2 separate regions of the Homo sapiens genome follow, and region 2 is linked to region 1. The links are chromatin loops, found by intact Hi-C in ENCODE. Cell type or tissue: PC-9. All regions are shown on one strand. Links, peaks and the distances in the headings refer to the core of each region. The heading gives the core; the rest is flanking DNA.

What was found. A loop is a pair of places that touch in the nucleus more often than their neighbours do. Peaks named below come from ENCODE experiments on the same cell type or tissue, not always from the same donor. Only the 100,000 strongest peaks of a DNase experiment are listed, where the experiment ranks them.
Region 2: it touches region 1 in a loop (5-fold over the local background); 1 of 110 quality-filtered maps calls a loop at or near these places.

What each region holds. Positions count from the first base shown.
Region 1 is chr3:128,415,335-128,419,715 of GRCh38, forward strand. It overlaps a transcript of EEFSEC not described here. Among named protein-coding and RNA genes, the nearest start is that of DNAJB8-AS1, 46 kb to the right of the region's middle. RefSeq lists a cis regulatory region at 1-2,241. In PC-9, for the core only: no CTCF peak of the experiment used is centred there; a DNase peak (open chromatin) is centred at 1,667.
Region 2 is chr3:128,358,611-128,362,991 of GRCh38, forward strand. All of the region lies in intron 6 of EEFSEC (eukaryotic elongation factor, selenocysteine-tRNA specific), which reads left to right. Among named protein-coding and RNA genes, the nearest start is that of DNAJB8-AS1, 100 kb to the right of the region's middle. In PC-9, for the core only: no CTCF peak of the experiment used is centred there; DNase peaks (open chromatin) are centred at 2,271 and 3,771; H3K27ac peaks cover 1,302 bases.

The sequences.
Region 1 (4,381 bases), core at 113-4,112:
ATGGGCCATGGGTGCCAGGCCCAGGGAAGAGGGTGGTGGGGTGGAGCCTCAGGCAGGCTTCCGAAGGAAGTGAGCAGGGCGCTTCTGGGTGGAAGTTGTGTAATGGGTGTGGCATGAGATGAGGCAACCCGCCTCAGATGCAGAGCGATGATAGGGTGGAAGATAGCCAATAGTCAGCAGCGCCTCACTGCCCCAGTGCTCACCGTGGGGGGATCCACTCCCGCACTGGCCAGGCCTCCCCAGGTCTCCCTGCCACCTTGCCCTGCTCTGTCTCCAGGCCTTTGCTGGTGATGCTGCCCTCGCCGCCGGGGCCCATGCTCCACTCAAGCCCGCTTCTCCCTCAACCTCGGGGCTCTCGCACAGATGGCTCTTGATGGGCAGGGTGGGAGGAAGAGAAGCAGGTTCTGGGTCCTGTGCCACCCGAAGGACAGTGCTGCTCCAAGGAAGGTCTCCTGGCCGGCCTCTTATGGATGGGTGGGAAGGAGAGGAGCGGTTTTGGGACCCCTGCTTCCTGGAGTTCCTCACAGAGGGGAAACTGAGGCAGGGGAGGGGTTGGTCCTCTGCCCAGTCCCCCAGCACAGGGAACCTTTGGGGGGAAGTGGCTGCTGCCAGCTGATGCCTGTGGGAAGGACTAGCCCAAGCCTGCCAGGTCCTGGCACAGAGCAGGCGTTGGGGACCAGGGTCTGGGTGCCTGTGTGGACACACTGACCAGGCTGCGGCCCAGCCCTGCCTCCCACCATGGACAGCTGGTTGGGCTGCCGATAAGGAGAGACGGTTGCAGAGTCACCAGGCCCCGATGATAAGACAGACAAGCATCTCCCGGTGGCCGGAAGGTGGGGGAGGGGCCCACCGGAGAAGCACCCACATCTTGGGTGGGAACACAGAGGCTGCTGGTTCTGGGCAGGGCCCACCCTGCCCCTGGGGGCACAACAGCCCTCCCCAAGGCATCTGGGCAGCTGCCGACACAGTGCAGCAGGGCCCCGGCCTGGCCCACCCTGCAGGACCTCCCCACAGCGGCCCTGCCCAGCTCCAACTCCAATCCCACCTCAGCCCCGCCCAGCTCCACACGCAGTCTCCTCAGGGTTCCCTCGCACACCAGGCCCTGTCCCCCTCCGTCTCTGCTCGGCCATGCCCCTGCCTGGAGCACCCCCACACCATGCCCATCTCCCGCCCCTTCTTCCAGGTGCAGCAGCTTGTCCCTGAAAGAATGAACTGCTGGTGAGGAGAGAGGCTTATGGGAAGTTGGGGCTGTGACAGAGTGGGAGTGGGGTGGCAGGGGACACACAGGACAGGTGGGTGTGTCCTTGTGGAAGGGGCCTAGCATGTCATGGGGTTCTTTTGCTGGAGACATTGGGGCTCTCTCTTCTTGCCGGGGTTGCAGAGCTGGACAGCATGAACTTGAAGCCACTGTAGCCATCCTGTCCCCACGAAGGGAATGAGGTCCACAGCACAAAGGGGTGAGGGCCATGCCGAGAAAGGGCAATGGAGAAATGAAGAGATGGGTTCCTGCTGGCCCCATCTGAGCCCTGGATCCAGCTATGCCTGGAGCTCACCCCTGTGTCATGGGAGGCCACACATTCCCTCTGTTGCAGAAGCCTGGTGCCGCGGGTTCCTGCTTTGTGACTCAGAGAGCGATCGTGGTGGGTGCGGTCAGCCATGCCTCTCACTGTCCCAGCAGGGTTCCTGACCAGCAGCAGGTCCTGTTGCTTCACCTTCAAAGCCTGTCCCGAATCAGTCAGCCCCCACCCCATGGCCACCAGCCCAGCCAGACCCAATCACCTCCTGCTTGGACCATCACAATTGCCTCACCCTGGTCTCCTGCTCTGCCGGCTGCAGCCGGAGAATCCTGTTAAAACGTGTCAGGGCCCCTCTTCTCTGTTGTAAACCCTCTCGCCCGCACCTTCCTCAGGGCAATTGCCAGAGTCCTCACCATGACCCCCAGGCCCTGCACGACCTCCCTGACCTCCTCTGCCATCTCCCCACTCCTCCTAGGTCTCCAGCCTCAGGAGAGGGAGCCCCTGCTCCTGGATGTCCCAGGTACTCCCTCCCGCCTCAGGGCCTCTGCACACAGCTCCCGCTGCCCCCAGCTTGCTCCCCACCCATTCTTCATTGAGCAGCCCCATTGCCCCCAGCCCCGCAGTAAAAATCCACATTCCCACCCGCTGTTTCACCCTTCTTTCTAGCTGGGCTCTCCCACTCTCAGCATTCTGCCTGTCGACCTCATTTACTGCCAGTGTTCCCATGGGAAGGGGGCTCTAGGGACAGGGGTTTCTGTCCTTTTGCTCACTGCTGTGTCCCAGTGTCAGGCAGAGCACCCAGCACATGCCTGGCGCTCCACACACAGGAGCACTCGGGCCAGTGGGAATTAAGTGAGTTGTTCCATGCAGGGTCCCCATAAATGGAGCTGGTCTCATTATTGCCGTAACTGTTACTGGCCACACTGTCCTGGCCTGCAGACCACGGTGACCTTCATCAACAGTGACAGGGCATGTGCACTCCGGTTCACATGTGCTGAGGTGCCATGCTGCACCCCAGGTCCTGTGCCCAGTGCTCCCTGCTGACCTAACAGAGCCAGCACCCCCATTCTCAGCCCCCAGCCAGGACCCGGGGGCCTTCCCAACCTTCCCCAGCCTTGCCAGCCCACCCTATGGCCCCAGGGGCCTTCCCATCTGATTGGGTCACTCCTCCGCTCCCCAAAGGGTGAAATCCAAGCCCTTACCTCGGCATTCTGGACTCTAGGATGTGGCCGGCACCTCCCAAACCCACCACGTGCCCACCACTGGAGTCCCCAGACCAGACTGGGCCTGCGCCTCCCTCTGCCTACGCTGATGCCCTCGTCCAGTCCTGCTCCCTCAGCACCCCCTCCTCACCTGTCTGCACCCGCTCATGACCCAGCTCACGGCCCCTCGGTAAGTGCAGTTTTCACCTCCTGCTCCAAATCTACAGCCCAGATGCAGTGTCTCTGCCAAGGCTCAAATCTGCCTTTCCAGCCTGGCTGTTTCCCCAGGACTCCACGCACCCACCTGTGCCTCCTCTGTGCTCCCAACAGCAGGCGGCTCTGCCCGACTCCTCTCCTGCCCCCACCACCCCATGCCCACACCAGCAAGGCCCAGGCCTTCTTCCAACACATCCCAATCTGACCTTCCCCCATTCTGCTGCACCACCCCAGGCCAGGCTACTCCCTGGGATCACACCTTAGCATCCCCCGTGCCCCACAGACTGTCCACATACAGCCACAGGGAGCCTGTCAGTGATGGCCATTCCCTGCCCCCACTCTGCCCAGCACCCCCTACTCTGCTCACACCCCAACTCTGCCCAGCACCCCCCAACTTTGCCCAGCACCCTTGACTGTGCTCAGCATCCCTGATACTGCCCAGCACCCCTGTGGCCGGGGTGCCCTGACTCTGCCTAGCACCCTGACTATGCCTAGCACCTCTGATTAGCACTGCTACCAGGATTTGGAATGAGGCACATGCAGGCACTGAGTTGGGGTTGGTCACCCCTCAACTTATCAGTTGCTATTCCTCACCCTGTCTCTGGACCTCTGCCTCTGCCCCTGCTCTCTGGGCCCCTCTGTGCCATCCCCTCAAGACTAGGGGACATCACATGTCCCTCCCTGACTCCATCCCAGTCAGTAATGCTCTTCATCCCCATACAAATTAAAGCAACAAGGAAGTGCCATTTTGCATTGGTCAAACTGGTAAAAATTTTTAAAGATTGATAATATCAAGTGTTGGTGAAGAGTGAGGGCAGTGGGAATTTGATGCTATTAGGAGTGGACTTCACACAACAACTCTGGAGGGCCAGCTGCCACGTCTATTAAATTAAAAATGCATGGGCCCCATGAGCACAAGCACTCACTCACATGTGTGCACAAAGAAGTGGGGCACGGCTGCTGGTGGCAGTCCTGCCTGAAACAGGAGAAAAAAAATGGCAATGTTCATCAGTAGTGGTGTGGACACTGAAACAGTGCTGTGTGGCCATAGAGTGAAATACTCAACAATAGGTAAAGGAAGGAAGTCTGAGTGTCCTGTGGATAAATCCTGAAAACAGGTGAAAAAAGTTGCAAAAGGATACGTGCAGAATGATGCTGTTTACATTGAACAGAAACTCCACAAAGTGATACTGTGTGTTCTGTGAATGCAGGCATGGATATTTAACTACATGGAGAAAGGCGTGCAAGGATGTGCTTCAAACTGACCACCAGGAGCTGCCAGCAAGGGGGGTTAGGAAGGGCAGTGGTGGGAAAAGGGCACTCAGCCTTATGTTTTCATTTTGTTCAGAGACTGTATCTGTGCATTATTCACAAACTGGAGGTGAGCGAGGGAAAGGTTCTGTGCAGCCCAGAGGTGTGCAGGAATAAGAGCCACACCGGCACCTC
Region 2 (4,381 bases), core at 311-4,310, 57 kb before region 1:
AGTTCCCACTGCACCATTTACCATCTGAGGGGGCCTTGGGCCCGCACCTTGGTTTCTCTGTGGAGGCGGGAATAAGATTGAGCCTACAGGCAGTTTGGAGAAGAGCAGGTGAGGGAGACCGCTGGGGGCCTGGCATACTGTCCTGGCACGTGGTAAGGTTTCCAGGGATGTGAGTTGTCACCCTCCTTTGCCCAGCACAGACCCCCAGGCTCAGCACCACCTGCTGAGTTTGTGCTGGGGCCTCTCCGTGGGCTGGGTCAGAGGGTGTGTGTTTGCTGCTGGAGAGCCCTTGGATTTTGTCAGTGAACTCATCCTTCAATCACTTGTGCATTTATTCAGCCTACACTGCATCATGTTCTTCTGTGTTGCAAGCATTGTGCTTGGTGCTGGGGATATGGAGCTTACAGTTGTAGGAAGGTACAAACAATAAACATACTAAAGAAATCCCTGTCAGATGGGAGTAGGCACCACGTAGAAAGATAAAGCAGGGACGAGATGGAATTGCTGAGCATGCTGCTTTGGATAGGGTGATCAGGGAAGGACAGAGGGAGGGAAGGAGCCACATGGGTAGTCAGGGAGAGCATGCCACAGCGAGGGGGAAGTGAATGTTAAGGTCCTGAGGTGACAGTGAGCTTCAAGTGCATTTGCAGGTCAGTTGTTTGGCAAAAGTGTGCTGAGCAGAGAGGTGTGCAGGACATAGGCCAGGGTTCATACTGTGCGCTGGGGACCGTGGGAAGGACTAAAGCCTGTGTTCGTATGAATGGGTCATGAGCCACTATCTTTTTTTTAGAGAAAGGGTCTTACCCTGTCTGTGGAATAGAATGTGGTGATGCAATCAAGGCTCACTAAAGCCTTGACCTCCCAGGCTCAAACCATCCTCCTGCTTCAGCCTCCTGAATAGCTGGGACTCAGTTGTGTGCCACCACCCCCAGCTCCCCACTGTCCTTTATCTCCTGTACAATTGTACCAGATACAACCAATCCAGTACAATTCTGTTGTATTTCATAATACAGTAAAAATTACAAAAATTTTCAAACATACAGCAAAGTTGAAGATTTTACAGGGAACACCTTTACCCACTCCTGATTTTATATTGACATGTTACTGTCCTCTACATAACTCCAGGACTCGAGGTTGATCCTGTGAGGATGGAAAGCTGTGGGGAGGTTTGGATCAGGGGAACAACCAAGGTTGGTTTATGGCTTCTTGTGTCAAATCTCCTAAAGAGAAGGTGGTGCCCTGGCTCCAGCTGGAAAACAGAGACCCCAGCTGCCTCCGTGCTCACAGGTGGCATGAGCACCCTTCCCTCTCCTGACAGCCTTGCCAGGGAACCCCTTCCTTTCAAAGTCCTTCCACTGCCCAGAGATAGCATCTGCCTTCTCATGAGCAAGGGCAATGGTCACAGAGGCATTGCTTCTCCAGGGCACTTTGTTCCCTGTTAGCAGCCCCTAAGGCCTCTGTCAAGGTGGGGCTGGGGCAAGGGAGGCAGAGGCACCCAGCCATGGGAGGCCTCCAGCGGTGAAGCTCTAAAATTCTGTCCTGTCCTCCCCACTTCTCCATAGTGGCTCTGAGTCCTCACCTCAGCCAAACAGGAGTCTTTGTGCATCGCTTCAGTTTGGCTGTGGGTTGTCCTCAGAGACTGGAGCCCACAGGGCCCCTCTCTGGACTCCAGGGAGCATGCAGGGGGCATGAGCCAGACAGGCCAGCGTCCAGACCTCAGTCCCCAAGGGCCTCGTGCCTATGCCTGCCTGGGCTATTGTGAGCTTTCTGGGAGGGAAGGATCCCGGGATTCTTCCAGCTGGGTCGGGGGCCATACTGAGGAGCACTGATCCTTCCCCTAAACAGCTCTGGGGCCCTGCTGGACCAGGCAGAGGGAAGAGCTTATGGTCTTCTCCTTTGGGAACTGCTAGGATCACGCTGACCTCCCCTGAGCTCCCTTCCTGTAGCCCAAGGCAAACTCAGAGCTGGGGTATTCCCAGGGCAGGCAAGAACCAAGAGGAGTCTTGGTTGGGCTGCTGGGGTGGGAGTGAAGGGAGCCTCTCGGGGTGCTGGGGCGGGAGTGGAGGGAGCCTCTCAGGGTGCTGGGGTAGGAGTGGAGGGAGCCTCTCGGGGTGCTGGGGTGGGAGTGGAGGGAGGAGGGGTATAGGGACACTGCCTCAGTCCACTAGAGTTCACATTCCTTCGTCTGGTCAATGTTGACTTTTTAGTCTGCCTGCTTCCTGTTTGTGGCTTTTAAGCTTTTTATTAAATATCACTGGTCAGATTCCTCCATCCCACCCACCACCTTCCATCCCTCCCACCCCCACTCCCTGCTGATTCCTCCCTTTTAACCTTTTTGAAGTGCCTTAATTGTGAAAGAATCTTCAGGAAGCCTGAGCCATCCAGTGCCAGGTGAAGGGAGAGAGAGTGCATTGCTAGCTGCAGCCTGGACATGCAGGGTGGGGAAGCCTGGGTTTTGGTGCCATGAGAGGTAAGGCTCCCAGCCTGCAGCTCGTGGACAGGGCTGGGTTCAGATGCACTTCATGGGCCTCGCTGCCGGCTCTACAGGGCATCCGGGCTGGGAAAGGCAGAATGAAGAGTCCCCTGGGTTTCCTCCCATCAGCCTTTCACCTTGGGTTGCAAGGTCAGATGCCAGGAAGGCCAAGCAGGTGTTGAAGAGGCCAGGTGGCAGGTGATAGGGAGTGGTGGGGACTATGGTGACCTGGAGAGCTGCTGTGTGGGTCCTGCCAACTCTTCACTATATGGGAACGTAGGCCTGGGGTCTCATTTTATCTAATTTTATTTTTATGTAATATCTCCTGATTAAAAACTACAACTGTCTGTGCTAAACAAAGCATGCCTTTGGCCTGGTTTGAGCCCTAGCAACTCGTAACTCCTGTTTGAATTTTAGAAAGGACACTTGGCCCTCAGGTTCACGAGGTGAAGCTGAACCGTAATATGCAAACAGTATGTTTTAAGGAGCCACAGACACTTGCCTCAGAGACAAGGGTCCTGATGCTAGGGCTGTTGACTCCCAGAATGTGCTGTGGGAAATCAGAGGGCTGGGGGACGGCCCCATCCTTCCTGATATCCAAGGAGCCTTCCCAGAGAGTCTTGGGGGATCTCAAGGTTGGAAAGCCCCGTATTTACAAAACATCTCCCTTCAAAGACCTTGCCATTTGCAGAATTGTACTTCATGGGAGGATAGGAGGCCTGACAAGCTGCCAGTAGGAACCTACTGGGGAATTCTGCTGGTGGTGAGAGAGTAGTTGGAGGAAGGAGCTGGACATGGAGGAGGTTCCTGTCCAAGTCATAGCATCACTTGTAATTCCCAAGGGTTGTAGGGTGGAGTGAGTCTTGTTATCTCCATCTCACAGGTGGGAGCCGGGTAGCAGAGAGCCTGAGGGCTTTGCCCACGGTCTGTCTGTGTCACCTCACCCCTCTCCATCAGCTCTGTTGATGCCCCTAGAGAGCAGTCATGTCTTCAAAGAATCTGGAGCTGGGAGGCCCATGTGGTGCTTGGAGAAGCACTGCACCTGGGAGGCTGCGCTCCCAAAGCTCATCTTGGCAAGCCGTCTGTCCCACCGCTGCCACCCTCCCCTCTGCCTCAGTGTGCCAGGCATCAGCACTCACTCACAGAGGCAGGCTGGATGGCGGGTGGGACAACAGCTTCCGCAGCCCCTCCTGTTCCCACTTTGCAGGGAGAAAAGAACACCTTGATGACTCCCAACTGGAGAAGAATCATGTGAGAAGCTGAATAGACTTGTTCCTAATGACAGCTCTGAGTCACTGGGCATTTACTCTAGGACAGAAAAGGGCACACATGTGCCCGTGATCTTATCTCCTGAAGCAATGCTCTGTAAATCTAAAATCTCCCAGGGCTGTTGTTTTGTGTACCTGCCAAGATGTGGCAAGCTTTTTGAATGGCCCAAATTCATGATAGGTGGCCCCTCTCCCACAGGGTGCTCCTGAACCAGCTGATTTGGGACAGTTCATGTGTGTGTCTGCTTTAGCATTGAGGGGCACGCGGAGCTTAAAGCCTTGTTACTGGAAAGCCCCAGGCCCCTATTACCACTCGCGTGCCCATGTGTCACTGATTCTCACCAGGTAACAACTGACCATGGAACAGAGCTGCAAGTGCTTACCTCATACTAGCCAGAGAGCCGTGATTGAGAACATAGCCCACTCAAGGCCACAGCCGCGGCCTCATCCTAGCAGCGGGTGCTGCTCACGTGCCGGGAGCTCAAAAGGGTACTCATATCTCAGGCACTTGGTCTTGTGAGTAGCCAGAATTCTCATTCAAACCCTAAAATAGAGATCTTACTTTTGGTGATCTTTAATAACCTTTTGATTATTACTAATCACAAATTAATGTACTCCAGATGAGAAAAAGAAAAAAAAT